Linked DNA regions of Homo sapiens: region 1 is linked to region 2. The links are chromatin loops, found by intact Hi-C in ENCODE. Cell type or tissue: transverse colon. All regions are shown on one strand. Each heading gives the region's core, and the rest is flanking DNA. Links, peaks and the distances in the headings are about the cores only. Region 1 holds the start of MEIS3 (Meis homeobox 3). Region 2 overlaps DHX34 (DExH-box helicase 34).

The links. A loop is a pair of places that touch in the nucleus more often than their neighbours do. Peaks named below come from ENCODE experiments on the same cell type or tissue, not always from the same donor. Only the 100,000 strongest peaks of a DNase experiment are listed, where the experiment ranks them.
Region 1: a loop joins it to region 2, with 9 times the contacts of the local background. A loop is called at or near these places in 6 of 110 quality-filtered maps.

What each region holds. Positions count from the first base shown.
Region 1 is chr19:47,413,035-47,428,223 of GRCh38, forward strand. MEIS3 (Meis homeobox 3) reads right to left here and starts at 6,493. Exons shown (of 13, transcript NM_001301059.2): 1 at 6,036-6,493; 2 at 4,144-4,316; 3 at 3,770-3,929; 4 at 3,618-3,668; 5 at 2,017-2,067; 6 at 1,683-1,832. The coding sequence starts at 6,047. It overlaps SLC8A2 (solute carrier family 8 member A2), which reads right to left. Exons shown (of 10, transcript NM_015063.3): 10 at 14,983-15,189. RefSeq lists enhancers at 4,587-5,579, 5,580-6,573, 14,800-15,189, 15,158-15,189. In transverse colon, for the core only: no CTCF peak of the experiment used is centred there; no DNase peak of the experiment used is centred there; H3K4me3 peaks cover 1,595 bases; H3K27me3 peaks cover 8,000 bases.
Region 2 is chr19:47,351,564-47,366,752 of GRCh38, forward strand. It overlaps DHX34 (DExH-box helicase 34), which reads left to right. Exons shown (of 17, transcript NM_014681.6): 2 at 1,191-2,172; 3 at 3,476-3,787; 4 at 6,303-6,557; 5 at 8,405-8,507; 6 at 10,913-11,130. The coding sequence starts at 1,468. Among named protein-coding and RNA genes, the nearest start is that of DHX34, 9.8 kb to the left of the region's middle. RefSeq lists an enhancer at 3,499-3,998. In transverse colon, for the core only: no CTCF peak of the experiment used is centred there; no DNase peak of the experiment used is centred there.

The sequences.
Region 1 (15,189 bases), core at 3,957-11,956, 61 kb after region 2:
GCAGTTTGAAGGTTTGGTTGTCCTGTTTGTGACACTGTTGTTGCGATTCCTGTGCGAGTGGGTATAAGGCTCCAGGACTTGGCCGGCTGCAGTGGCTCATGCCTGTAATCCCAGCACTTTGGGAGGCCGAGGCGGGAGGATCACTTGAAGTCAGGAGTTCGAGGCCAGCCTGGCCAACATGGTGAAACCCCGTCTCTACTGAACAAAAATTAGCCCGGTGTGGTCGTGGGCACCTGTAGTCCCAGCTACCCGGGAGGCTGAGGCAGGGGAATAGCTTGAACCCAGGAGGCAGAGCTTGCAGTGAGCCGAGATCGTGCCACTGCACTCCATTCCGGTCTGGGTGACAAAACAAGACTCCATCTCAAAAAAAAAAAAAAATGTCTCCGGGACTGTGTCTGGGTGGGTCTGGCTGTGGCGTGGTCGTCATAGGAGTGTATCTGAGGTGGTGTGGAGTGGGTGTGCGTGTGCTGTGAAGATGTCATTGCCAGGTGTGTTCACAGTAGGATTGCCTGAGTGTGGCTCTCATGCGACTTCTCAAGGCTTTGCCCCTGTACTCTGTATGGAGCTGTGGCAAGTCGGGATCCACACGGCTGTGCTGTGTGTGTTTTCCGTCTGGTGTCCTAAGTGGATAAAACTGTAGTGAGGCTGCGTCTGAGATGGTGCCACCTTACTGAGTTGCTTTGCTGGGTTTGATTCTTTTTTTTTTTTTTTGAGATGGAGTCTTGCTCTGTCGCCCAGGCTGGAGTGCAGTGGTGCGATCCTGGCTGACTGCAAGCTCCACCTCCCGGGTTCATGCCATTCTCCTGCCTCAGCCTCCTGAGTAGCTGGGACTACAGGCACCCGCCACCACACCCAGCTAATTTTTTTTTTTTTTGTATTTTTAGTAGAGACGGGGTTTCACCGTGTTAGCCAGAATGGTCTTGATCTCCTGACCTCATGATCCACCCACCTCAGCCTCCCAAAGTGCTGGGATTACAGGTGAGAGCCACCGCACCCGGCCTGGGTTTGATTCTTTGTGGCCGCATCTGAGCCTGTGAGTCTATTTCCAAGTCTGCGTAGATGAGTCTGGGGCCATGTGGCTGTGAGTGGTGTGTGCGTGTGATCTCGGCTGCAGCCCGACTGTGATGTGGCCAGGGTCACGTGTGTGCAAGAGGGCACCGTGGTCAGTCCGGGCCCAAGTGTGGTTATATCTGAGTTTGCCGGGCAGTACCTGGGGCTGTTTGGCTCTATGTCCATCTGTGTGGCTGGAGCGGGTGTGTGTATGCAGTGGACACATACTCAATTGAGAACGGCGTGCGGAACCCGGCTGTGTGTTCTATGCTGCTGTCGTATGGCTGGGCTGGGGGGCGTGTGTGAGTACCCGGTGGACGCTACTGTCTGGCTGTGAGCAGAAATGGCTGTTGCTGAGTTGGTGTGGCTGTATGTGGACCTGTGTGGGTGTAGCTGAATCTGTGGGTGGCATCTGCAGCCGCTGGTGTGCGTGTGTCTGTGCACTGTTGCCCAGCCGCATCCGAGTCTGCGTAGCTGTTGTGTAGTGGGTGTGTGGCTGTGTGCATATGCGTGCCCTGTGATCAGGCTGACTGTGGCTTCGTCTGAGGCTGTGTAGTGCACATGCGCCCTCATGCGGTGTCCAGGCACAGCTGTGGCTGCAGGACGATGCCTGGTGCCCGTCCCGGGCCCACCTGGTCTGGGAGGCTGGGGCAGGAGGCTGGGTAGTCCTCGAAGTCCTCCCTGCAGCCGCCGTCCCGATCCTCGATGACCAGGTCGATGGGCATCTTTCCCTTGAGGCAGGTGATGTAGCGGTGACAGAAGTTGTCGCACAGGTCGTGGACCTGGGGGGGCACCGGGGTACTGGGGGGGGCCACCCACGGGGGCAGGGCGGGGGTGCTCAGGGACGGGGGCGGCATTCTGCTTCAACTCCGGTGGGGAGAGAGCTGGAAGGTGGGGGGCAGAGGCGACGAGAGGGGGTGGGATGACAGGGGCAAGTGAGGGTGTGGGGAGGTGAGACGCGCTCACCTTCTCCAGCTCCAGCAGGTGGAACCGCAGCACCTGGATGGCCTGGATCATCTGAAAACGTGGGCGGGAGGTGGGGGGAGACAGAGGGAATTGGGGGAGGGAGCAGGGAGGAAGAAGGAAGAGGAAGAGAAGGAGGAAGAGGAGACACAGAGAAACAGAAAGAGTGAGACAAAATGACAGGGACAGGGAGATGCAGCAAAGAGAGACAAAGACACCAGGTGCAAGGGGGAAAGAGAGAACAGAGATGCAGCCCAGAATTAAGGAAAGAGCAGATGTTAGATTGAGAGAAGCAAGAGACGAAAAAGGACCCATCACAAGCGGGGAGAGCTAAGGTGAGCCATGCTGACTGGCATTCCCATCCTCTGCCTGTTGGCCCCCAGCTCCAGGCCCCACCCACCTGCAAGCTACATTTCCCAGAACACTTGCCAAAGGGTTTGGCCAATAGGAAGCCCTGGCAAGAGCTTGGGGAGCAAAGGATGGGAGAAGCTGGGTATTCCTCCCTCCTTTCTTCTCTCTCTCTCTCTTTTTTTTTTTTTTTTTTGATATGGAGTCTTGCTCTGTTGCCCAGGCTGGAATGCAGTGGTGTGATCTTGGCTCACTGCAACCTCTGCCTCCCAGGTTCAAGCGATTCTCCTGCCTCAGCCTCCTGAGTAGCTGGGACTACAGGCGTGCACCACTGTGCCCAGCTAATTTTTGTATTTTTAGTAGAGACAGGGTTTCATCATTTGGTCAGGCTGGTCTCGAACTCCTGACCTCAGGTGATCTGCTTGCCTCAGCCTCCCAAAGTGCTGGGATTACAAGCATGAGCCACCGCACCCGGCCCTCTTTTTCTTTCTTTCTTTCTCTTTCTCTAGCTCTCTATGAGAGACAGGGTCTTGCCCTGTTGCCTGGGCTGGTATGCAGTGGAGCTGATCAAGGGTCACTACAGCCTCGACCTCTTGGGGCTCAAGCGATCCTCCCGCCTCAGCCTCCAAAGTAGCTGAGACCACAGGTGCATGCCACCACACCCCGCTAATTAAATGTTTTTGTAGAGGTGGGGTCTCGCTACGTTGCCCAGGCTGGTCTCGATCCCTGGCCTCAAGCTATCTCCTGGCCTTGGCCTCCCAAAGTGCTGGCATTACAGGCGTGAGCTGCCGCACCCAGCCTCCTCTCCTTGGGCAGCAGTCCCTGCGCTCACTTTGGCATAGGTGCTGATCTTCTGACGGATGGAACATCAGACACTTTTTGAGCCCTATTCTGTGCCAGGTGCTGTTCCACGCACTTGAATCGCATTCACTCATTAAACCCCCACAGCAGCCCTCCAAGACAGACATTACTACCAGCCACACTTCACAGACGGGACACCAAGGCACGGAGATGCAGAGTGACTTGCCCTGGGTCACAGAGCTGGTGAGTGGCAGAGCTGGGATTTGAACTCGGGCCATGGGTCCCGTTCTCAGACTCTAGGCTGTACCACACGGCACGTGGGCAACAATCATGACGGTTTGGGGACATGGACCAGGTGGCCTTCTCTCTGCACCCCCCCCACCAACCCCAGGGATGGGGCGTCAGGGAAGGAGACCCATTGGAGGAGGGGGTGTGGGGGAGGGCTCGGGTCTCACCAGATTGTCCAGTTCTGGGTTGGAGGAGAAGAGGGGCCTCTCAGAGCGAACCTGGGAGGGAAGAGAGAGGCCGGCAGGGGGATGTCCCGCCTTCCACCCACCCCTCCTCGCTGGCTCTCTGACTCGGTGTGTGGTGGGTGGGAGGTGCCCACCTGCTTGGCAAAGGCAGCGATGTCCTCGTTGAAGGAATCAGAGGAGCAGACGTCACCTCCAGGGGGTGTCCCCAGCCCAGCTCCGGCCCCGTCACGGGGAGAGCATGTAGCCAGTTCACATTTCTCAAAGACCAGGGCCAAGAGGGGGAAGAGCGGGTGTCTGGGGAGGCAGGAAAGGAGAGAGGTTGAGGGAGAGGCTGGGAGGTGGATGGAGGGGCTGCCAAGATGCAGAACAGCTGGGGAGGGGACAAGAGACCCAGAGAGGGAAGGAGACAGAGACTCGTACACAGAGAGAGACAGAAGCAGACCCAGGGAGCAAAGAAGCAGAAAGACAGAGAGAGAGAGACAGGAGCCTGAGACCCGGCCCCACTCACCCATAGATCTCATCCTTCTCCCTCTTCAGGCCGTCGCTGTCCAAGCCTGGGGGCAGGGGCTGGGGAGGCCGGTGCGGGCCATAGGGCCCTGGTACTGCGGGCACTGTCTCTGGGAAGCTAGCCAGGGCTGCGGGGCCATCCACGATGCCTGGGTAGTGCGGCAGCTCATCATACTGGGGGAAGGTGAGAAGAGAAGGGCGGAGCCCCAGGGAGGGGTCAGCACCCCGAGACTCGGCTGAGGAGCTTCTCTATCCTGGAACCCAGGAGATGCCCTTCTGTGTCCCAGAAACCTGCCTGTGGTCCCCAGGTGTCTGAGCCCCCAAGCTTGAAGCCCTCCAGGTCCCCTGGAGCTGCCTCGGTGGGGAGTGAGGACCCCGTCCAGGCAGAGATTCCTGACATGTGGGCAGGAGGACCCAGAGGGAGAGACGGCAGGGTCTGGCTGGGAGGGAAAAGAGATGGAGAAAGTGGCGTGAGAAGACAGTGACAGAGACAGAGAGAGAGACAGACAGAGAGGGAGATCCATGGACACCTCCTGTAGGAACCGCGCATTGTTGTACACAAAGTACACATACGAAGCCTCCCTGTCTTCTATTTCATTTCACAGTTGGCAGATAAGCGCATCAGAGTAAGTCTCAACAACATGTCACACTCCACTCGCCACGTGAATCTACCACACATGTAGACACAGCCATACACACCAACCCACGTGCACACTCATGTGTCAGTCACACCCAAATCCCCCCCCCCACACACACATGCACACACACATGCACACAGCCCAACACCAGGCACAAGAATGAATGCATGATTGAGACATTTGGCACATGGATGAATGAATGAATGAGGCATTTAGCACAGGGCCTGGCTCATGCTGTGAGCACTTGTTGCCGGAGAGGGTCACTCCGCACCACCATACAGACACGATTGCGCACCCAAGAGAAACACCATTATGGGGTAGGACGACCGCGTCCTGTCGTCACAGAACCATGCACCTGGGAAGCCAGGGGCACCTTCCTCTCATCAGGTCAAATCCCTTCCTCAGTGATGAAGACACGGAGGCTCAAAGAGGCAGCAGGACTCGCACGGGAAGAGGCTAGAACGTTCCTGCCTCGGACCCTCGCCTGGCTGGGCACCCTGGTTCTGTGTGTCCCACTCTTTCCCTCTCCCTCTTCTCCTAACTTCTCCTGTGCCCTGAAGTTGAATCCAACTGCTCCCCGCTGCTCAAGGCACTCTCACCAAAAGCGGTCCTCACAGCCTACCCGGAACCCCCAAAACGGGCGCGCGCCTCCTCCCCTGTCTTCTATCCCCGTTCCCATCCCCAGGGAGACAGGCTCCGTGGGGCCAGCAGCCTGGTGAGACCACCTCTCCCACCCCTGTCCCACTCCTAGCCCTGGAGAGGCAGGGGCGGCTTGGAACAAAAGTAGAGCGAAGGGAAGGACGGAGGAGAGCAGAAAAAAGGGGGGACGGTGAGGTGCGGGCGGCTGAGATGGAGGAGGAAGCCCAGGAACAGAGGAGAGAGACTGCGGGTGGGGGAGGGCAGAGAGAGGGGGATAGAGAGGCAGAAAGAGGGGGGAGACCAGGGACAGAGAGAGGGGGACAGAGAGGCAGAAAGGAGGAGGAGAGTGGGGCAGACAGAGGGGGACAGAGGGGCAGGGAGAAGGAGAAGCTAAACGATGGGGAGGAGGCGAGGCCGAGGGCCAGGAAGAGACACTTGGGGGCAGAGAGGGGGCACACAGGGACTGGGAGACCCAGGGGCGGAGGGAGGGGCAGAGAGAGAGCGAGGTGGTGTAGAGGACGGATGGGCTAATGGGGGCCAGCGCCGGAGAGTGGGGGATGCAGGGACAGGGGGTGCGGAAGCGGCCGGGACGCGGGGTCCCCGCCCCGAGACCTACCCTCCGGGCCATGGGCTGAGGCCGGCGGCAGCTCCTGGGTCCCTCCAGAGCCTGGCCGCGGGGGAGGGCGCAGCCCGGGGCCGCAGCCCCTGACGGCCCGCGGTGTTGACGCCAGGGGGTGGGCAGGAGGCCAGGCGCGCGCCCCCCCACCCCCGCCGCCGTCAGCGGCAGGCGCCGGGCCGGGTGGGGACTCCGCGCATGGACCCCGGCCCCCGCCCCCAGCGGGGGTCACGGCCAGGAGCGCATCGCCGCCGGGGCGGGGGCAGCAGGCGCAGGCGGGGCGCCCGAGGCCCCCTCCTCTGGGCCCCCCCCGTCCCTTCCCCGGCTCTGGAGGGAATCGAACCGTCCCGAGACGGACACACCGGGGACCGCAGGGGGCGGGGGGCGGCCCGGGGCGACGGAGGGTCCGGCGGCGGCTCAGGGGTGCTGGCAGCCGCGCTCCCCGTTCCCGGTCTCTCCCTTGTCTTGTGGAAATTAAACAGAACCACCAAGGAGCGGGATAGGGGATGAGCCAGAGTGAGCCTGCAGAGCTACAGCACGAGGGATTGGGGTTAGGGCAGCAGCAGCACTTCCGGTGGGAGTCGGGGAGGGGCAGGCTGTGGGGGGAGGAGAGGAAGAGACCGCGGCCCTGGTGCCCCCAGGCCCCTCCTCTCCTACCCAGGGCTGGGGTTCCTGCTCCGGGTTTCTCAGTCTCCCTCTTTCCCAGTCTCTCTCTCCTTGTCTCTCTCTGTCTCCGCTTCTCCCGTCCTTTCTCTCCTCTGGCTCTCTGTTCTCCGAGCCCCCTGGACACACCACGGACCCCCTCCCTGGCCATCTCCAGGGGTCACGTGGGAATCTGGAGTCTGGTCCCACCGTAGGCTCTCCCCTCTCTGAGGCTCGATTCCCCCTCTGCAGGATGGGCAGTGCGCTGGGGGCGGCGGGGGTGGGCTGTGGATAACGGAGAAACAGTTAAGCTAGAGGGTGCCAGGACTCAGGGTCTTGGCTGAGTCTGGGGGTCCCCATGCCGGCGGGCTCTGCCCCCGTGGCTGTCCTGCGGTGAGGCTGGCCGTTTAAGGCAGTCCGAGGGGAAGGGTCTGGAGGCCTTGCCTTTCCTCAAGGCCGGCGCACCCCAGATAGGGGTTTTGGAGCAGAAAATTAATTTAAATCACTTTTTAATTAAAGACACAAGGCCCTTTGGTCTGCTCCACCCCCACCTCACCCTCAGCCAAGACTTGGGGTGAGGGATGCAAGGGTTAGGAGTCTCTGGCTCTATTTGCTTTTTTGGGGGGTGGTGCATGCTAAGGTCCCCTTAGCCCAGGCTGATTCTGAAACCTAGAGGAGCAAGTGCGGCCTCATCTGACGGCCAGTGGTGGGGGGCGTGGACAGAGCAGGAAGGGAGGGAGGGGGCACCTGGGATGGGGATGGGGCCTAACTGGAGTGGGGAGGGAGGTAACTCCAGTGACGGTGTGATTCAGAGAGAGAGAGAGACAGAGACAGACGCGGGTGGGAGGAGAGAGAGAGAGAGGTGCAGACAGAGTGAGACAGACAGGAGGGGGAGGGAGTGGGGGACAGGAGCTCCAATAGAGACCCTGGAGTCGTCCCTGCCACCCCCAAAACAAGAGCAGGGGGCTTGGACTCTGAAGCATAAATCTTTCTAATTAAAGAAAGAGACGAGCTGTTGGGAAGGGAGAAATAAGTGTGTGGGAGAGAAATTGATTGGGGGAGGATGGAGGATGCCGGCGGGGGACGGAGGGAGCAGGGGGGAGGCTCCGGCTTTCTGAGGCTCTTCCTCCAGTCTTTCCCTCTGTCTGTCCATCCGTCTGTCTGTCCGTCTCTGTCTCTCGCTCTCTCTCTCTCTCTCTCACACACACACACACACACACACACACACACTCTCTCTCTCTCTCTCTCTCTCTCTCTCTCTCTTCCTGGCTGTCTCCCTTAAATAGTCCTGGGACCCTTCTGTTCCCAGGGGGAGGGAGCAGGTGGCGGCCAGGCCTGGTGCTGGAGCGGGGGTGCCTGTGTCACTGCGTCGCGGCTGCCTGTCGGCTCTTCGAGGGTGTGCTTGGGCCTCCCTGTGACAGTGTCTGGAAGCGTCTTCCCTGCCCGGCTGAGTGGCTCCCTGGGTGGCATCAGAGTGACCCCAGCTCCCAGTCTGCAGGGGTCTCCGCCCTCTAGCCCTGTCCTGCACCTGTTTTACAGACGGGAAGCGTGGAGCCCTCTATGAGTAGATCTGGGGGACCTCATGGGTCTCCCCAGCACGGGCTGGGCGATCTCTCAGCGGACTGGCCCTTCAGTGCCCCAACCTGAGCACCGACCACTGGGGCTATGCCCACCAGGCAGCCACGTCCCCCGGGGATCCGCAGTGGTCCCCAGGATCCCCTCTGAAAGCCTACAGGAGCAGACCGAATGAACGAGGATCCACCTTGGGTTCCTCCTGTCCTCTCTCTCGGGCCTGCTAGCCTCCTGCCTCGGTTTCCCCTCTTTATCAACCGCTCTGTGTCTGTCTCTCTCCTTCTGGGGGCCCAGGTTTGCTTCCTCCTCCTCATTCCAGGCTCTCTCTGAGAATCTGTGTCTCTGCTCAGGAGGGTGGGGGAAGAAGGGACCCTAAAAGACAGGCCGTCTCTGTCTCCATCTCCGCCTGGGCTATGTCTGTCTGTCTGTCACCTGGGCTGTGTCTGTCTGTCTGTCTCCTGGCTTTTTTTTTTTTTCTTGTATCTCTGTGTCTCTTTGTCTGGATGTCTTCTCTGCCTCATCTTTCTTATCTCTCTTTCTCTCCATCTTTCTCGGTCTCTCTCTCCAGGGGCCTCTGTCTCTTCTCCCTCCTTCCTCTCCCTCTCTCCGCCTCCCTGTCCCCCCCACCGTATCCTCCCTGGGCTTCTGTCTCCCTGGCTCTCTCCCCTCTCCTCCACCCGGGCCCTTCATAAATACATCGCCCCCTTCCCGTCCTCCCGCTGCCTGGCCCAGCTCCAGGAGAAGGAAACATTTATCTTGGTGGGGGCGCCCACCCCTGCGCCCGCCCCTCCGCCCGCTGGCCACGCCATCCATCACCCGAGCCCAGACTCCTGTGGCTCATTCGTCACCGGCCCTGACAAATGCCTGCCGCCCCCTTCCCCTCCCGCCCCACCAAGCAATCATACCATTAGCCACGGCTCAGCGGTGGCGGGAAGGACCCGGCCTGACCCGGGCGGGGGGCGGGGCACAGGCTGCGGCTCCCACCGAGACCCCTCTCTCCCTCTTTTCCTTCCCTTTCTATCTCTCCTCGCCCTCTCCGTCTTTTTTGTTGGAATCTGCTTTCCTCTGCCAGTTTCTCGCTGTGCCTCTGGGTCCTGTCTCCGGTCCGTCCTCCTCCTCATCCTCCTTTTCCTCACCCTCTCTCCTTCTCTCCTTCTGTCTCTGTCTCTCTCTTACTGAGTCTCTTTCCAGTTCTGACTCTGTCTCTGTGTCTCTCTATAACTGTATCTCTCTGTCTCTGCCCGTCTGTCTCTCCCTCTCTGTCTCTCATCTCTCTCTGTCTCTCCCTCTCTGCCTCTCCATCTCTCTCTCTGTCTCTCCACTCTGTCTCTCCCTCTGTCTCTCCCTCTCTGTGTCTCTTCATCTCTCTGTTGCTCCCTCTCTCTCTGTCTCTCCATCTCTGTCTCTCCCTCTCTCTCTGTCTCTCCATCTCTCTGTCTCTCCATCTCTCTCTGTCTCTCCATCTCTGTCTCTCTATCTCTCTCTGTCTCTCCTTCTCTCTCTGTCTCTTCATCTCTGTCTCTCCCTCTCTGTCTCTCCATTTCTTTCTCTGTCTCTCCATCTCTCTGTCTCTACCTCTCTCTCCATCTGTCTCTCCCTCTTGCTCTCTGTCTCTCCATTTCTCTCTGTGTCTCTCCTTCTCTGTCTCTTCATCTCTATCTCTCCCTCTCTGTCTCTCCATTTCTCTCTGTCTCTCTCTTTCTGTCTCTCCCTCTCTCTCCCTCTCTCTCTGTCTCTCCCTCTCTCTCCATCTCTCTCTGTCTCTCCCTCTTGGGGTCTGTCTCTCCATTTCTGTCTGTCTCACCATCTCTCTGTCTCTCCATTTCTCTCTGTCTCTGTCTCTCTCTGTCTCTCCATTTCTCTCTCTGTCCCTCCCTCTCTCTCTGTCTCTCCATCTCTCTCTGTCTCTCCATCTCTCTCTGTCTCTCCCTCTGTCTCTGTGTGTCTCTCTCCCTGTCTCTCCATGTCCCTCTGTCTGCCATGGGCTCTGTCGGCCCAGCCGTGCCTTTTAAATCTCTGGTCTCTGAGAGTACCCTCGGCGTTGGCCTCACTGGCTTTGTGTGCTGGGAATGGGGTGAGGGTCTTGCCCTGGCGCCCTGGGACGCCCGCCCCGCCCCGCTCCCCACCTCGCTCTCCTCCCTGGTGCTGTGTTCTGAGTCTCTGGGCTTCCTCCGTCTGCATCTTCTCTGCATCCTGTCTGTATCTCTGTCTCTGCTGCCTCTCCGGCCCCTGTGTTTTGTTCTTGGCTCTCTGCTCCCTCTCCAACTTCCCCTCCTCTTTTTGTGTCCCTTCTCCACCTCCTCCACCGTCTGTGTTCCCCCTCTACTGACCCCACCTACCCCTTTCAATCCACCACCCATGACATTCCCTTCCCCGCACTTCCCCAGGGAGAGAATTGCAGGGAGCAGGCAGGGAACGGGAGGCAAAGGTGGCGAGAAGGAGAGAGTGAGGAGGTACCTTGGGAGGCACTGAAGCCTGGAGCCTCATCCCTCTCTCCTTTGGCCATGTGTGCCTGGAAGTCCTCCCTAGTGTCTGATTTCAATCCTCAGGGGGACGGCAGAACGTGGAGGAGATGCCAGGTACCAACCCTTCCCGATTCCCTGGGAGAGGCCGAGGAGGGAGCTGGGGGCATCAGACCAGGAGAGAGGGCAACCTGGGCACAGTCAGTGCTGTGCTGGTGGCCACCCATTGCCTTACTGGAAGAGGGAGGTAGTGAGACCCCCGTTCTGGGAAGTAATCATAGCAGAGGCTGTCTCTGACCCACTCATACCACCTAGGACCCAACAGCATCTCTCACGCTGGCACCTGCGACCCTTCCCTGAATGCTTTCCAGACCAGGGTAGGAGGCGCTAGAAGTCAGCACCCCTAAAGAGGTCCTGGGCCACCATCAGACAGGAGTTAGTGGATACATAACCCAAAGTCTTCAGGTGGGGAACTCCAGAGTTCCCTGAGAGGTCCCCAGCAGGATGGAGACCTCATTGTCCACAGGGTGACCTGCTCATTCAACACTGCCTTTATTATTTATTTATTTATTTATTTGAGATGGAGTCTCGGTCTGTCACCCAGGCTGGAGTGCAGTGGTGTGATCTCGGCTCACTGCAGACTCTGCCTCCTGGGTTCAAGTGATCCTCCTGCCTCAGCCTCCCGAGTAGCTGGGATTATAGCCACCTGCCACCGTGCCCGGCTAATTTTTGTATTTTTAGTAGAGATGGGGTTTCACCATGTTGGCCAGGCTGGTCTTGAACTCCTGACCTCAGGTGATCCGCCCACCTTGGCCTCCCAAAGTGCTGGGATTACAGGCGTGAGCCACCGCGCCCAGCCTTCAACACCACCTTTAATGGTTTTCTTTCCCATCTCCCTCCAGTGCCTCCTGGGATCACCTCACAAATAAACTATTTCCCTCCCATCCTTGCTGTGGGCTGGCTTCTGTTGGTGCTCAGCCTAAGACGGTGGCCAGCGGGGGCATGATGGATGGGCAGAGAGGAAACAAAGGGAAAAGAGGGACCTCTCGTGGTGGTGAATCATATGTGTCTACGTGGCTAGGCTGTGCTGCCCTCATGTTCAGGCATCAGCCTAGATGTTGCTGTGAAGGGGTGTGTGTGTGTTTGAGACAGGGTCTTGCTCTGTTGCCCGGGTTGGAGTGCAGTGGTGCAATCTTGGCTCACTGCAACCTCTGCCTCCCGGGTTCAAGCGATTCTCCCACCTCAGCCTCCTGAATAGCTGGGACTACAGGTGTGAGCTACCACGCCCAGCCATTGTAAAGGTATTTTAAAAATGAGATTAATAGCCGGGCGCGGTGGCTCACTTTGGGAGGCCGAGGTGGGTGGATCACAAGGTCAGGAGATCGAGACCATTCTGGCTAATGCGGTGAAGCCCCGTCTGTACTAAAAATACAAAAAATTAGCCGGGCGTGGTGGCCGGCGCCTGTAGTCCCAGCTACTCATAGTCCCAGCCACTCGGGAGGCTGAGCCAGGAGAATGGCGTGAACCTGGGAGGCGGAGCTTGCAGTGAGCTGAGATCGCACCACTGCACTGCAGCCTGGGCGACAGAGCCAGACTCCATCTCAAAAATAAAAAAAATGAGATTAACATTTAATATCGATTGACTTTGAGTGAAGCAGATTGTATGGGTGGGCCTTATCCAATCAGTTGAAGGCCTTAAGACTGAGGTCCCTCCAGGAAGAAGGAGTTCTGCCTCCAGATGACTTTTAGGTTTTGCTTGGGTTTTGTTCATTTGTTTGTTTTTTGAGACAGGGTCTCACTCTGTCACCTAGGCTGCAGTGCAGTGGCATGATCATGACTCACTGCAGCCTCAACCTTGTGGGCTCAAGTGATCCTCCCACCCCAGCCTCTGGAGCAGCTAGGACTACAGGTGTGCACCACGATGCCTAGATAATTTTTATTTTTAGTAGAGATGGGGTCTCACTGTGTTGCCCAGGCTGGTGTCGAACTTCTGGGCTCAAACAATCCTCCCACCTTGGCCTCCCAAAGTGCTGGGATAACAGACATGAGCCACCACACCCGGCCTGGGAGGCTAATATATATTCATTTAATCCCCACGACAACCCTGTGACATAGGTACTGTTAGCATCATCATCACGCATTTTCCAGATGAGGGAACTGAGGCACAGAGAAAGTCAGCCGCTACACTATGCTGCCTCCCAGGACAATGTTAATCACTCCCAAGCTGACCCCATAGAGCTCTTTGCATCCAGGTGAGAATCATGACCTTCGGGGTGAGGTGACGGGACAGGTGTGAAAGTCCTCATGTTTTCCAAGCCTCAAGCTCTCAATGTGTCTCTCTTTGCAGCTGAGACCTTACTCATCTTCCTGCACCAAGACTCTACACCCCCTTTGTTTGCATTTGTTAAGATGAAGGTGTCCCAGACCTGGCACGATGGTTCACGCCTGTAATCCTTTGGGATTACAGTAGTTCACTTTGGGAGGCTGAGGTGGGTGGATGACCTGAGGTAAGGAGTTCAAAGGAGTTTGAGAACAGCCTGGGCAACATGGTAAAACCTGTCTCTACTAAAAATACAACAATTGGCCAGGTGTGGTGGCGGGCGCCTGTAATCCCAGCTACTTGGGAGGCTGAGGCAGGAAAATCGTTTGAACCCGGGAGGTGGAGGTTGCAGTGAGCCGAGATCGCGCCATTGCACTCCAGCCTAGGCAAAAGGAGTGAAACTCCATCTAAAAAAAAAAAAATTTGAAGGTGTCCCTTGTCCCATTCTACATCGTGGAACTCATCCTGTCCCATCTTTGCCCTTCTACCTGTGAAACTTTGGGCACATTGCTTCACCTCTCTGAGCCTTAGTTTCCTCTTCCGTGGAATGGGGTGATGTATAGAACTGGCAATAGGTTTAAGCAGATCATGCTTGGGGGGGTCCCCATCACTGCCAGCTGCTGTTAGCACAGGCCTCCCTTGCTTTCCTGTGCCCCTGTAGTCAATGCCCTCTACTGCTCCTCCAGCAACCTCCCCTCCTCACATCAGGACTCTCCAGAGAGTGATCTACATGCCCTGACTCAATTTCCCCACCTCCCACTGCAGATCAGTGCACCGTCTGCCCCTACACCTTCCACAAACCTGTTCTCATCAAGGCCTAAAGCCAAAGGTCGATTTTTTTTTTTTTTTGGTAGTGGGGAGACAGGGTTTTTCTCTGTCACTCAGGCTGGAGTGCAGTGGTGCAGTCCTAGCTCACGGCAGCCTCGACCTCCTGGGCTCAAGCAATCCTCCTGCTTCAGCCTCCTGAGTATCTGGGACTACAGGCACATGCCACCACGCTTGGCTAACTTTTAAAGTTTGTGGAGACACGAGGACTCGCTATGTTGTCCAGGCTGGTCTTGAATTCCTAGGCTCAAGCGACCCTTCTGCTTTGGCTTCCCAAAGTGCTGGGATTACAGGCGTGAGCCACCATGCCGTGGGCCTATTGTCTTACCTTGGACTTCAGGTTGGGTGCGGCCGGTGGGAGGAAGTGGCAGGAGACTAGCAGGTGGGAGCAGAATGAGGTCGAGGTGCTTACTCTCCCGGCGCCCCGCTATCCCCAGTGCAGGTTGGTGATGCCTGTACTCTTCTACTCTACAGACTCAGGTCCCCAGGTCTCTGCAGCCTCGGGTGCCTCTGCTCACCCCTTCTAGCCCAGGTATGGCAACTGCTCCCTCTGCTGCTAGCCCTGGGGTACTACACCTTCCCTCGTTTTCCCCAACCCTGCCCACTCCTCAGTAGCCCTTTCACCCAACTCTCCCTGGCTACTCCGTTTGAATGAACACACCACCTCTCTCCTGCCAAGATGCACTCCCTGAACTCCCTCACGCAGCCCCATCCATTCTCTCTCTCAACCACTCCCTTCTCACCATCGCCCTCCCACCCTCCTACTCCCCTCTCCCCTCGTCTGCTGCCTCTGTCCCTGCTCCAGCCTTGTCCCTGGTCTCCCAGCCCCCAGTAGCCAGGAGGAACGTCTCATAAAATAAATCAGGTGATATCAACCGCCTGCCTCCTTCCCCCACTTAAATCCCTTGCAAAGCTCCCCTTTACTCTTAGGATATATTCCAAGCTCCCTAGAGTGGCTGATAAAGTCTCTTATGATTTGTCCTCAAGTTCACTCCCCACGCACCCCATACCTCGTTCATGATAACCATTTCCAGGGCTCTGAAAAAGCCATTATCTCCCAACTCTGCACACCTTTACACAGGCTGTGTCCTTTGGCACAACACACACACACACACCCCTCCTCCTGTAGGATCTGAGAAAATTACTTGCTTTATTTAGGAAACCCCATCAACCCCAGCTCTTTGGCTCAGGCAAATGAACGTCTCTCTTTTGTGTTCCCAGGATGCCCATAAAGAGAAACAGTTTGTGGCTCATGCATGGGGGCGTGGCTAGTGGAAGCCCCTGACTGAAGCAGGAAGGCGTGGCTGAAGCACGACTGATAAGTGGGGGTGTG
Region 2 (15,189 bases), core at 4,030-12,029:
ATCTAGTTATTTCTCTAGGATAGATTTTAGGAAAGACTCTGTCATGTTCCAGAGCTACCACAAAGAGCTCCAGGCTTATATCAAACTTGCCTGATTATGATGGATAAAATGAGAGCTTTTCTGTCCTAGCAACCGAGTGTAAATTCCACAAAAGGGCCCTGATTGGCCCTTCTTGGATCATGTGTCCGCTTCTCAGGCCAATCCTTGGTTAGAGGGGGAGTAGACTACTAAGACTGGCCAGGTCTTTGTTACTTGCCTACCCAATAGGGGTTCTTTGTCTTAAAGGCCCTCAGAACCATGTAGAATCGAGGAAGGGCTGTTGTCCAAAGGAAGGTGGATACTGTCCTCAGAAAAGAAGTAAAGGGTTGTGCCAGGCAGGCAAAAATTACATATAACACTTGCAAAATTTTGCCTTTTATCTCAATGTTCTGAATCTCACTGGACCCCGGGTGAAGAACCCTTGCCTTATTCTTTTCATTATATCACACCTCTCTCCTATTACTGCCTGTGGAGACAAGGTTCTGCTGTTGGTTGGCCATGTGACCTACATCTCTCCTTTAGGTCTCAGGTGAAACATCCCCTCCTCCCAGGATCCTTCCCTGATTCCCAAGCATGGGAAGGAGGAGGAACCTCCTTTGGTGTCCCACAGCTCCCTAGGATTCTGTTATCACAGTCCCCATCACTGGATTGTCACAGTCTGATGACGTGTGTGTCACATGAGAGATCATGTGATCATGGCCGTCTGTGAGGACTCTGGTAGTCATATTCATTACCTCCTTTTTCTAGTTCAGTGCTTAAGAAACAGGCTGTTAGAAATGTTTCTAAAAATGGGCTGGGCATGGTGGCTCACACTGGTAATCCCAACACTTTGGGAGGCTAAGGTGGGGGAATTGCTTGAGCCCAGAAGTTTGATATCAACCTGGGCAACATAGTGAGATCTCATCTCTACAAACAGTAAAAAATTAGCTGGGTGTGGTGGCATGTGCCTGTAGTCCCAGCTGCTCGGGAGGCTGAGGCGGGAGGATCGCTTGAGTCCAGGAGGTCGAGGCTGTGGTGAGCCATGATTACGGCACTGCACTCCAGCCTGGGAAACAGAGTGAGACCCTGCCTCAAAAAGAAAAAAACAAAACAAAACCAAAAAAAGCAATGTTCCCAAAAGAGAATTAATGTCTTCTGTTCTCTCTCTTAAGAATCCAGGGCCTGAAAACCCAGAATGAACTTGTGTCCATCCCAGAGATCACTGCAGATGTCATGAGGTACCCTTTGTGTCACCAGCTCAAGCAGGCCTCTGGCCACTTTATCATCTGTGGTGGTCCTGTGCCGTGACCAGGAGGAAAAATTAGCTCTTTGAAGAGAAAGTAGTTCTCTATTGCAGGCACTGGCCTCTTAAATTGTTGCAGGTGGGGAATGGATGAGAATATTTGTTTTGGGTGATCAGAACTGAGACTCCTATTGTGGATTAGTAACATGCCTCCTCCTAGAACAAGGGAGGGCAGGGATCGCCGAGACCACCACCGGGCTCCCAGCGAGGAAGAGGCCTTGGAGAAATGGGACTGGAATTGTCCAGAGACGCGTCGCCTCTTGGAAGATGCCTTCTTCCGTGAAGAGGATTACATCCGTCAGGGTTCTGAGGAATGTCAGAAGTTTTGGACCTTCTTTGAACGCCTGCAGAGATTCCAGAATCTCAAGACCTCCAGGAAGGAGGAGAAAGACCCTGGACAGCCCAAGCACAGCATCCCAGCGCTGGCCGACCTACCTCGCACTTACGACCCACGTTACCGCATCAACCTCTCTGTTCTTGGCCCTGCCACGCGGGGCTCTCAGGGACTGGGCAGGCACTTGCCCGCGGAGAGAGTGGCTGAGTTCCGCCGAGCCCTGTTGCACTACCTGGACTTTGGCCAGAAGCAGGCATTTGGGCGTCTGGCCAAGCTGCAGCGTGAGCGGGCAGCCCTCCCCATCGCCCAGTATGGGAACCGCATCCTGCAGACGCTGAAGGAGCACCAGGTGGTGGTAGTGGCCGGTGACACCGGCTGTGGCAAGTCCACTCAGGTGCCCCAGTACCTGCTGGCTGCTGGCTTCAGTCATGTGGCGTGCACCCAGCCCCGGCGGATCGCCTGCATCTCACTGGCCAAGCGTGTGGGCTTTGAGAGCCTCAGTCAGTATGGCTCACAGGTGAGTGGGACGCACCAGGTTTCCGATTTTTCCAGCGTGACCTTGGGGGAATAGGTTGCTTGTCCATATGGCAGTATCAATAAAAATGAAGCACTTACCCTTGGACCCAGCGATGATTCTTCTAGAACTTTATCCACAGAGTGGCTTGTCTGTGGTCTACATGACAAAGGAGCTAGCATTAACCAGTGTAGCACTTTAACAGCAAAACAATGGGAAATGTCCTAAAGGCTCATCACTTTTTTTTTGAGACGGAGTCTCACTCTGTGGCCCAGGCTGGAGTGCATTGGTGCGATCTTGGCTGACTGCAACCTCTGCCTCCCGGGTTCAAGCAATTCTCCTGCCTCAGCCTCCTGAGTAGCTGGGATTACAGGCACCCGCCACCATGCCCAGCTAATTTTTGTAATTTTAGTAGAGACGGGGTTTCACCATGTTGGTCAGGCTGGGCTCAAACTCCTGACCTCAGGTGATCCACCCACTTCGGCCTCCCAAAGTTTTGGGATTACAGGTGTGAGCCACCACGTTGGGCTGCGAGGGTAATTCTTGACGATCACTGCAATGCAAACTGCCATCTTGGAAGGCCAATAATAGTCCTTCTGTCTCATGGTGGTCATGAGGATGAAATGGGTTGATATACATAAAGCACTTAGAGTGGCATATAATGTCCTGGCACATAGCAGGGACTCAAGAAAAGGTTATTGCTATATAGTTAATATTATATATACATGAGGCACAGTGCTAGATACTTTCTGTGCATTGTCACATGGAATTCTCACAGCATCTAGGAGGAGAACTATAAGGGATGGCATTGCCTGCCCAAGGTCAGTTGGCACTAAGTGGCAGAGGTGAGATTCAAACCCAAGCTGTTGGACTCCAGAGTCTGATGGGTAGGCATGGTATTTGCTTAGATTTTCTTTTTGCTTTTTCTTTTTTTTGAGATGGAGTTTCACTCTTGTTGCCCAGGCTGGAGTGCAATGGTGCGATCTTGGCTCACTGCAACCTCCGCCTCCCGGGTTTAGGTGATTCTCCTGCCTCAGCCTCCCAAGTAGCTGGGATTACAGGCATGCGCCACCACGCCCGGCTAATTTTGTTTGTATTTTTAGTAGAGATGGGGTTTCTCTATGTTAGTCAGGCGGATCTCGAACTCCCTACCTCAGGTGATCCGCCCGCCTCTGCCTCCCAAAGTGCTGGGATTACAGGCGTGAGCCACCGCACCCGGCCTGCTTAGATTTTCAATTTGGGCAGGGCCAGGGGCTGGTACCCAGGCTCAGGGTCCTCTCCTGATCCTTTCTTTCTCCCACCCCAGGTCGGCTACCAGATCCGCTTTGAGAGCACACGTTCGGCGGCCACCAAGATTGTATTCCTGACAGTGGGGCTGCTCCTGCGACAAATCCAGCGGGAACCCAGCCTGCCCCAGTATGAGGTCCTGATTGTGGATGAAGTCCATGAGCGGCATCTCCACAACGATTTCCTCCTGGGCGTCCTCCAGCGCCTGTTGCCCACGCGGCCTGACCTCAAGGTCATCCTCATGTCGGCCACCATCAACATCTCGCTCTTCTCCAGCTATTTCAGCAATGCCCCTGTGGTACAGGTGCCTGGGAGGCTGTTCCCCATCACGGTGAGTACTTCCCCCTCCTCCCACATCCCCAGACCTCCAACCTGGTCTCTGTCCAAACCTGGACATGCCTCTTCTCTCTGCTGCTGTATCTCCCATCTCTTTCATTTAAAGATGTTCTCTTTTTTTAAAGCTACCATTTTCTGAGCATTCATAATCAGCTGGTTAGAGTGCTAAGTGCTTGTTAGAGTAAAAGCTGTTACAAGAAGACCCAAAAATGGCTGGGCGCCGTGGCTCATGCCTGTAATCCCAGCACTTTGGGAGGCCGAGGTGGGTGGATCACGAGGTCAGGAGATTGAGACCATCCTGGCTAACATGGTGAAACCCCATCTCTACTAAAAACACAAAAACAAAATTACCCAGGCATGGTGGTGGGTGCCTGTAGTCCCAGCTACTCGGGAGGCTGAGGCAGGAGAGTGGCGTGAACCTGGGAGGCGGAGCTTGCAGTGAGCCGAGATCGCGCCACTGCACTCCAGCCTAGGTGACAGAGTGAGACTTTGTCTCAAAAAAAAAAAAGACCCAAAAATGTAAAGTCTCAAATAAGAGAAGTTTATTTCTCTCATATAACAGTGTGGCTGGTCCAGGCTGTTGGGCAACTCTGTTCCATGTGGTCATTCAGGGATCCGGGCTCCTCCTTTGTCATTACTCTGCCATCTCACTGGGCAGGATTTCTCAAAGTCAGCAAGATTGACATTTCAGTCTGGATAATTCCTTGTCGTGGGGGCTGTCCTGTGCATTGTAGGATATCTAGCAGCATCCCTGGCCCTACCCACTAGATGCTAGTAGTCTTCTCCTCTGGTTGTGACTATTAAAAATGTCTCCAGACATTGCCATATGTTCCCTCTGGGGCAAAACCACCCCTAATTGAGAAACACTGTCCTAGTGAGTTATCCTTGTCTGTATAGTCAAGACTTACAGGAAGAACTTCATTGTCTCTTGTGATTTCTGGTTCCGGATGCCCATCAATTTGCCTTCTAAGCAGCCATAAAAAAAGAAAGAATGGGTCGGGCACGGTGGCTGGTGCCTGTAATCCCAGCACTTTGGGAGGCTAAGGCAGAAAGATCACGAGGTCAGGAGCCCAAGACCATCCTGGCCAACATGGTGAAATCCCATCTCCACTAAAAATACAAAAATTAGCTGGGCATGGTGACGCACGCCTGTAATCCCAGCTACTTGGAAGGCTGAGGCAGGAGAATTGCTTGAACCCGGAGGTCGAGGTTGCAGTGAGCCAAGATGGCTCCACTGCACTCCACCCTGGGAACAGAGCAAGATCCCATCTCAAAAAAAAAAAAAAGAAAGAAAAGAAAGAGAGAGAGAGAGTGCGAGCCGAGTGTGGTGGCTCATGCCTATAATCCCAGCACTTTAGGAGGCCGAGGCGGGTGGATCACCTAAGGTCAGGAGTTCGAGACCAGCCTGGCCAACAAGGTAAAACCCCGTCTCTACTAAAAATGCAAAAATTAGCTCGAGTGGTGGTGCGCCCCTGTTATCCCAGTTACTCAGGAGGCTGAGGTGGGAGAATTGCTTGAACCTGGGAGGTGGAGGCTGCAGTGAGCCGAGATCATGCCACTGGGTGACAGAGCGAGACCCTGTCTCAAAAAGAATGAGGCTGCTTCCTGAGAAATGTTTTCTAGGGTTTTTGTTTTTTGTTTTTTGTTTTTTTTAGTAGAGACGACGTGTTGCTATGTTGTCTGCCTGGTCACGCATACCTGAGCTCAAGCAATCCTCCCGCCTTGGCCTCCCAAAGAGCTAGGATTACAGGTGTGAGCCAACTATGCTGGGAAATCAGCCAACCAACCTGGCTCAGGCTCAGGGTCCTCTCCTGGTCAGCCAACCAACCTGATTTCTAGGTTTTTAATCCTGGTTTCATCACCTAGAATATTTTTCTTGTTGAAGCTACTCTAAACATAAGATAATGCATGCATTGTAAGTATATAGCTTAATTAGTTTTCACCAGTTACATACATCTGTGTAGCTAGCACCCAGGTTTAGAAAAGTCAAACATTGCCAGCACCCCACAAGCCTTGCAGTTGCTTTGTTACTTTGTCTTTTTATTACATCCTTCAGAAATTATCTAGCTGGAGTGTGCTGTCTGTCACCTGACTGTTTCTCAATTAGGGGTGGTTTTGCCCCAGAGGGAACATATGGCAATGTCTGGAGACATTTTTAATAGTCACAAGCAGTGGAGAAGACTACTAGCATCTAGTGGGTAGGGCCAGGGATGCTGCTAGATATCCTACGATGCACAGGACAGCCCCCACGACAAGGAATTATCCAGACTGAAATGTCAATCTTGCTGACTTTGAGAAATCCTGCCCAATGAGATGGTGGCATAATGAGAAAGGAGAAGCCTGGATCCCTGAATGACCACATGGAACAGAGTTGCCCACCAGCCTGGACCCGTTGCACTGTGTCTTCTCCGTTAGCCTGTGGTCTCCCCCGTCAGCCTGCAGCCTCCCCAGCCCATTGCTCTGAGCTGGAGGGACAGGGTGTGCTTCTACCTGGGGCTGTCTCCTCTCAGGTTGTGTACCAGCCGCAGGAGGCGGAGCCGACCACGTCCAAGTCAGAGAAGCTGGACCCGCGGCCTTTCCTGAGGGTGCTGGAGTCCATTGACCACAAGTACCCGCCTGAGGAGCGGGGTGACCTCCTCGTCTTCCTCAGCGGCATGGCGGAGATCAGCGCCGTGCTGGAGGCTGCCCAGACCTATGCCAGCCACACCCAGCGCTGGGTGGTACTGCCACTGCACAGCGCCCTGTCTGTGGCCGACCAGGACAAGGTATCACAGGAAGCCCGAGTGGGGCAGGCGGGGGGTCTGCATGAGTCAGGGGTGGCTGCGCACAGGACTTGTGTAACTCCACAAACACAGGGCTCGGGGGCTGTACTTGTGCAAAGTCGTAGCCACCTAGTGGCAGAGCCAGGCTGCGAACCCAGGTAGTCTGGCCCCGGAGCCCATGCTCTAAACCAGAGGTCGGCAAACTTTCTATAAAGGGTCGGAGTAGATGATGTCAGTCCTATCGACCATGGGCTCTCTGTCTGTCACAGCTACTCAGCCCCACTGTTGCAGCATGAAAGCAGCCATAAACTGAGTGGGTGAGGCTGTGTTCCAAAACAGTTTTTTTTTTTTTTTGAAACAGGGTCTTGCTCTGTTGTCCAGGCTGGAGTGCAGTGGCACGATCAGGGCTCACTGCAGCCTTGACTTCTTGGGCTCAAGTGATCCTCTCTCCTTAGTCTCCCAAGTAGCAACTATAGGTGTGTGTCACTAAACTCCATTAATTTTTTTTTCTTTTTGGGACAGAGTCTCACTCTGTCGTCCAGGCTGGAGTGCAGTGGCATGATCGTGGCTTACTGCAATCTCCACCTCCCGGGTTCAAGCGATTCTCCTGCCTCAGCCTCCTGAGTAGCTGGGACTACAGGCACCCGCCACCACGTCCGGCTAATCTTTTGTATATTGAGTAGAGACGGGGTTTCGCCATGTTGGCCAGGCTGGTCTCGAACTCCTGACCTCAAGTGATCTGCCTGCCTCAGCCTCCCAAAGTGCTGGGGTTACAGGTGTGAGCCACTGTGTCCGGCCTCCGTTAATTTTTTTTTGAATTTTAGTAGCAAAGAGGTCTCACTGTGTTGCGCAGGCTGGTTTCAAACTCCTGAGCTCAAGCGATCCTCCCCTAGTGGGGGCAGTGCCAGTTTATGCTTCAGCAGATCCCTCTGGCTGCCATGTGAGTCTACAGGCCAGAGATCTGAGGGGAAGCTGGAGTAGGATCAGAGTGGGCGAGGAGAGGCCTGGACCAGGGCAGGGGCTGGGCTGTCGGAGGAGGGAAGGATTTCAAGAAAAGTTCCAGATGGCCTGGTACATTGGCTCATGCCTATAATCCCAGCACAGGAAGCTGAGACAGGAGGATCACTCGAGCTCAGGAGTTAGAGACCATCCTAGGCAACACAGTGAGACCTTGTCTCTACAAAACGGAAGAAAACTAGCTGGGCATGGTGGCATGTGCCTATAATCCCAGCTACTTGGGAGGCTGATGCAGGAGGATCGCATGAGCTCAGGAGGTCAGGGCTGCAGTGAGCTGTGATCACGCCACTGCACTCCATTGTAGGCCACAGAGTGGGATCCTGTCTCAAAAAAAAAAAAAAAAGTTCAAGATGTTCAGGTCGGGGGAGCAGGTGTGGTGGCTCATGCCTGTAATCCCAGCACATTGGGAGGCCAAGGCAGGCGGATCACCTGAGGTCAAGAGTTCAAGACCAGCCTGGCCGACATGGTGAGACCCCGTCTCTACTTAAAATACAAAAATTAGCCGGGCATGGTGGCGGGCACCTGTAATCCCAGCTGCTCGGGAGGCTGAGGCAAGATAATTGCTTGAACCCGGGAGGCAGAGGTTGCAGTGAGCCGAGATCACGCCACTGCACTCCAGCCTGGGCGACAGAGCAAGACTCCGTCTGAGGGTGGGGGAGGGCCCAGGATGGCCCAGGTGATGGGGTGGACGGTGAGCCATCTCCAAAAGGGAGGTCTCTGAAGGAGGAAAGGGTTCCAGGGAAGCTGCTGACACGGGGGTGGGCAAGAAATTGGACACATAGGTTAGTCGGGGCTGAGTTAGTTCCTGACACCACCCCCTCCCTTCCTCCCAGGTATTTGATGTGGCACCCCCTGGAGTCCGGAAATGCATCCTCTCCACCAACATTGCTGAGACCTCAGTCACCATTGACGGGATCCGCTTCGTAGTAGATTCCGGTAAGGACCACCATGAGCCCCTACCCACCACCCCCAAGGACTTAGGAGCATGGGGTCCGGAGGTGTGCGTGTGTGGCAGGGGCGCACCAGCTTGGATTGGGAAGTACAGTTGACTTTCCCATATCCAAAATGCTTGCTTGCAACCAGAAGTGTTTGGAATTTCGGGTTTTTTTGAATTTGGAATATTTGTATCAATTTTATTATTTGAGTATGTCAAATCCAGAAATCTGAAATCCTCCAGTGAGCATTTCATTGGAGGGTCACGTTAGTGCTGAAAACATTTCAGATTTTCGAGCATTTCAGACTTTGGATTTCCAGAATTGGGATGCTGGAAGACGATGTGTGGGGCCATGGACCAATGGCAACATCTTAGTTTTTCTCACACCTTCCAAGCCTGCTTCTGCCCTGGGGCCTTTGTACTGTTCTCTCTGCCGAGAGCTGTCTTTCTCCAGGTATCCACACAGGTGACGCCCTCACCTCATTTCAGGGCCCGCATAAATGTCCACCCGTCAGAGAGGCCCATACTGTCCACTCTGTCTAAGAGATATCCCCTCCTCCATCCGCTGTTGCTTGTCATATGAGGGGGATTGACATTCTGTTTGTTGTTGTTGTTGTTGTTGTTGTTGTTGTTGTTTTGAGACGGAGTCTTGCTCTGTTGCCAGACTGGAGTGCAATGGTGCAAGCTCCGCCTCCCGGGTTCAAGTGATTCTCCTGCTTCAGCCTCCCAAGTAGCTGGGATTACAGACATGCATCACCACGCCCGGCTAATTTTTGTATGTTTAGGAGAGATGGGGTTTCACCATGTTGGCCAGGCTGGTCTCGAACTCCTGACCTCAAGTGCTGCCTGCCTCAGCCTCCCAAAGTGCTGGGATTACGGGCATGAGCCACCACGCCCAGCCCGACATTCTATTTTATGTGCTGCTCTGTTTGCTCACTTTCTGTCTTCCTGACTGGAATGTTCTCTGGGAAGTCAGCATAGCATAGTGTTTGGAGACACTGGAGCCTGCCTGGCCAGGTTTAGTGCTGGCTGTGTGGCTGGGGTCATGTGACTGACACTTCATGTATCGGTTGGCTCATCTGAAAAATGACAATGGCAGGCCGTCCCGGCTGGGCGCGGTGGCTCACACATGTAATACCAGCACTTTGGGAGGCCAAGGCAGGCAGGTCACTTGAAGTTAGGAGTTTGAGACCAGCCTGGACAACATGGTGAAACTCCGCCCCTACTAAAAATACAAAAATTAGCCAGGCATGGTAGTGCGTGCTTGTAGTCCCAGCTGCTCAGGAGGCTGAAGTGGGAGAATCACCTGAGCCCAGGAAATCGAGGCTGCAGTGACCTGTGATTGTGCCACTGCACTCAAGCCTGGGCAACAGAGCGAGACCCTGTTTAAAAAAAAAAGAGAGAGAGAGAAATTAAAAAAATAATGTCTGCCAGGTGCTGTGGCTCATGCCTGTAATCCCAGCACTTTGGGAGGCTGAGGCAGGTGGATCACCTGAAGTCAGGAGTTCAAGACCAGCCTGGCCAACATGGTGAAACCCCATCTCTACTAAAAATACAAAAATGACCCGGGCATGGTGGCGGGTTCCTGTAATCCCAGCTACTCAGGAGGCTGAGGCAGGAGAATCGCTTGAACTCAGGAGGCAGAGTGAGCCGAGATTGTGCCATTGCACTCCAGCCTGGGCAATAAGAGTGAAACTCCATCTCAAAAAAAGAAAAGAAAGAAAATGTAAAAAAAGGTTGTTCTGACACTGGAGGAAATATGGTGCTCTGTTCAGTCCTGTGAGACTAGGACCTTTGTTTAGCTCACTGCTGTTCCCCTAGTGCCTAGTGCAGTGCCTGGTATATAGTAGGTGCTTAATAAGTATTTATTGGATAAGTGAACCTCTGAAGAAACAAAGACTTGGGAAAATAAATGAAAAGATGTGTGAGTGAAAGGCTGGGTGCAGTGGCCCACGCTTGTAACCCCATCACTTTGGGAGCCTGAGGCAGGCAGATTGCTTGAGCCCAGGAGTTTGAGATCAGCCTGTGAAACCCCGTCACTGCAAAAAATTAGCCGGGTGTGTTGGTGTGCACCTTTAGTCCCAGCTACTCGGGAGGCTGAGCTAGTAGGATCATCGCTTGAGCCTGGGAGGTTGAGACTGCAGTGAGCTCTGACTGAGCCACTGCACTCCAGCCTGGGAGACAGTGAGACCCTGTCTCAAAAAAAAAAAAAAAAAAAAAAAGATGTGTGAGGAAATGAAAGAATAAATGAACAAAATGTCAGAGTTGGGCCCAGAATAAGCCCTCAGTTAGCATTAACAGAATAAAGGAGTAAGTGAGGGTGTTGGCGAGTGACAAGAGCCAGGCGCGTGGCCAGCTGCACGTGGCTGCCACACACAGACTCCCTTTCCTCATTGCTCCCATCCAGGAAAGGTGAAGGAGATGAGCTACGATCCGCAGGCCAAGCTGCAACGGCTGCAGGAGTTCTGGATTAGTCAGGCCAGCGCAGAGCAGCGGAAGGGCCGGGCGGGCCGCACGGGCCCCGGAGTCTGCTTCCGCCTCTATGCCGAATCGGACTATGATGCCTTCGCCCCCTACCCCGTCCCAGAAATTCGGAGGGTGGCCCTGGACTCGTTGGTGCTGCAGGTGAGGCATGGGCAGAAAGGGGACTATATCCTAACTGCTGGCACAGGGAGGAACCTGGGAGGCCTTTTTTATTTTATTTTATTTTATTTTATTTTGAGATAGCGTCTTGCTCTGTCACTCAGGCTAGAGTGCAGTGCTGTGATCATGGCTCACTGCAGCCTCCATATTACAGGCTCAAATGATCCTCCTACCTCCACCTGCCAAGTAGCTGGGACCACAGGCACACACCACCACGCTTGGCTAACTTTTAAATTTTTATTTATTTATTTATTTTTGAGACGGAGTCTCCCTCTGTCGCCCATGCTGGAGTGCAGTGGTGCGATCTCGGCTCACTGAAACCTCCGCCTCCCAGGTTTAAGTGATTCTCCTGCCTCAGCCTTCCTAGTAGCTGGGACTACAGGTGTGCACCACCAAGCCCAGTTAATTTTTTGTATTTTTTTTTAGTAGAGATGGGGTTACACCATGTTAGCCAGGATGGTCTTGATTTCCTGACCTTGTAATCCACCCTCCTCGGCCTCCCAAAGTGCTGGGATTACAGGCATGAGCCACCGCGCCCGGCCTAACTTTTTTTATTTTTAGTAGAGATCAGGTCTTGCTATGTTGCCCAGGCTGGTCTCAAACTCCTGAGCTCAAGTGATCTTCCCACCTTGGCCTTCCAAAGTACTGGGATTACAGCCATGAGCCATTGTGCCCAGCCAGCCAGGAAGCATTTACATAGGACCCAACCCCAGAGTGTCAGGGTCAGGAAGGATAGGGCTAGCCAAGCCACTGAGGGGAACCCATCCCTTCCAAATGTCAAAACCCTTGTTGAGGGGAGAATTGTTCCTTAAATCCATAGGGTCAGCTGGGCATGGTGGCTCACACCTGTAATCCCAGCACTTTGGGAGGCCAAGGCAGGTGGATCACTTGATACCAGGAGTTTGAGACCAGCATGACCAACATGGTGAAACCAGTCTCTATTAAAAATACAAAAAATTAGCCGGGTGTGGTGGTGTGCACCTGTAAGCCCGGCTATTTGGGAGGCTGAGGCAGGAGAATTGCTTGAACCCAGGAGGTGGAGGTTGCGGTGAGCCGAGATCACACCACTGCACTCCAGCCTGGGCGATAGAACAAGACTCCATCTCAAAAAAAAAAAAAAAAAAAATGTCCATAGGGTCAAAGGAAGAACCAGTGACTCAATCAGAATGCTTTCAGCTGTAACAGGAAACCTAGCAGGAAAGGGCTTTTAAAACCAGGGTTTCTCAATACATTTTATGTCATGATTTGTATCTCATTTGTTAATTTAGCATAGGTTAGACTGCCATGACAAATACACATGGTCACGAATGGCCAACAGCGGAATGGTGGTTTACAGGTTGGCAGGCAATTTTCTTTATTCAGGGACCCAGGGTCCTTCACTCTTGTGGCTCTATAATCTCCCCAGGGGCTTTTCCTGCATATGTGTCCAGCCAGCCAAAGGGTCAAGGGCATGGGAAGTGAGTACAGGAGGGTTTGCGGGTCGAGCCTGCAAATGGTGCACTTGCCTTGCACTCACCACTCCTGGTCAGTCCTCAGTCTCGTGGCCACGCCCAACCGTGAAGGAGGCTGGGAAGTGTAGTCCTTGTGCTCAGGAACAAAAGGAAAAGGAAAGTTGGGAGCAGCTGATGGTGTCTGCCACAGGCTCACGTGCGGGTGTAGCACAAACCAGTGGCCTTCCTGCAGGAGGTGCACACTATTTTCTATTCTGTTTGATTTCATCTTTTAAAAAAAAAAATACTAGTGCTGCCGGGCACAATGAGTGACTCATGCCTGTTATCCCAGCACTTTGGGAGGCTGAGGCAGGAGGATTGCTTGAGGCCAGGAAGTCGAGACCAGCCTAGGCAACACGGTGAGGCCCTGACTCTAGAAAAAATTTAAAAATTAGCCCAGTGTGATGGCACACACCTGTGGTCCCACGCAGGAGGCTGAGGCAGGAGGATCGCTAGAGCCCAGGAGTTCGAGGCTGCAGTGAGCCTTGATTGCATCACTGCACTCCAGCCTGAGTGATAGAGCAAGACCCTGTCTCATAAAAAAACAAAGTCCATGGGGTAGGTAGTCTTACCCTAATTTTTGGACCAGAAGAAGGATGCAGAGAGAGAGAAAATATTGCCCCAGGTCACACAGCTGGCAAGTAGTAGAGTCAGGGCTCCATCCGAGGCCACCAGGCGTCAGAGCCTGCTTCGTGAGTGGCCGCTGGCTCCAGGCACAGTGGGCGTCACCTCCTCCTCCTTTACCATCCGGAGGCAGAAGCAAGGAACTGCCCTTCTCTGTGGGTCTAATTTTTAAGGCCACAGGAACATTTTCTAGACTCCTCTGGCCAGTCTCTCATCCTCTCTTGTCAGCAGAACCGGGTCATATGTGTTCACCCTATGCCCCGCAATTGTCTAGGGTTGTGGCATTGCCTGAGTTGATCAGAGCAGTGTCTCAGCCCCAGCTGCATACTAGAAACACCTGGAGAATTTAAAAAAACCCCAGGCCCTGCCCCCTGCCTCTTTAAATTGAGCTTCTAATGTAAAGGTTATTTATTTATTTATTTATTTATTTATTTATTTATTTTTGGGACAGAGTCTCACTCTGTCGCCCAGGCTGGAGTGCAGTGGTGTTATCTCGGCTCACTGCAACCTCCACCTCCCAGGCTCAAGTGGTTCTCCTGCCTTGGCCTCCCGAGTAGCTGGGACCACAGATGGGTGCCACCAGGCCCAGCTAATTTTTGTAATTTTAGTAGAGAGGGAGTTTCACCATGTTGATCAGGCTGGTCTTGAACTTCTGACCTCAGGTGATCTGCCTGCCTTAGCCTCCCAAAGTGTTGGGATTACAGGCATGAGCCACCGCGCCCGGCCTATAAAGGTTTTTAAATGAGTATTGGGTGAACTCATAGACGGCATCAAGGCTTGGTCAGCAGGGAGGAAGGAGCAGCAGCTGCTTGCAGGTGGACGCCAGAACTTCTAGTGCCCTCGGATCAAAGCCAGGCAAACAGACTTCTCTGAGCTTCCTTCTCGCTCTCTGGCTGTCACATGAGCTGCCTTGCCAGCCTCTCCTTCTTCCAGTCACCAGAGAGGTGCTGTTTGCTTACGTATGCCACGCCAGACCCCGGGGTGGACATATGCTGTCACTTAATTCTCCCACCATCTACTGCCTGCCTGGACTGCTGCATTAATTGGGATTCTTTTGGTTGTAAGTGAGAGAAATACAACTGAAACTATTGTAGGCAGAAAGGGGGATCTTACCATTTTGTGCATTCATGAGGCGGCATGTCTAACTTAGGAACAATCCAAGAATTTCTCCATCTGCTGTAGGTGGGCCCATTTCCAAAAAATGGACAAAGTCAAAGGTCACAGCAGTTCTGGGTTAATAAGATAGCCTTCCATCCTGGCCACAACCAGAGAGGATGCTGGGAATGCTCTTCCTGGCTCCAGTCTCATGGAAGGATTCTGATTGGTCCAGCTCAGGTCACGTGCCTCTCCTCCATGGTCTGGGGCAAGATGTGCTAGGCAGACAGATACAGAGACAGCAGCCCTCCTTGCCTGCCTCTGCACAGTGGATCTTGACATTGGGAATTTTATTTTATTTTATTTTATTTTATTTTTGAGATAGAATCTCACTCTGTGGCCCAGGCTGGAGTGCAGTGGTGCAATCTCGGCTCACTGCAACCTCCGCCTTCCAGGTTCAAGCAATTCTCCTGCCTCAGCCTCCCAAGTAGTTGAGATTACAGGCACTCGCCACCACACCTGGCTAATTTTTGTATTTTTAGTAGAGATGGGGTTTCACCATGTTGGCCAGTCTGGTCTCAAACTCCTGACCTCAAGTGATCCACCTGCTGTGGCCTCCCAAAGTGCTAGGATTACAGGCATGAGCCACTGTGCCTGGCTGACACTGGGAATTTGAGATGGAGTCTCGGTGTATTGCCAGGCTGGAGTGCAGTGCAGAGGCGCGATCTCGGCTTACTGCGATCTCCACCTCCTGGGTTCAAGCGATTCTCCTGCCTCAGCCTCCCGAGTAGCTGGGATTACAGTCATGCACCACCACTAATTTTTGTATTTT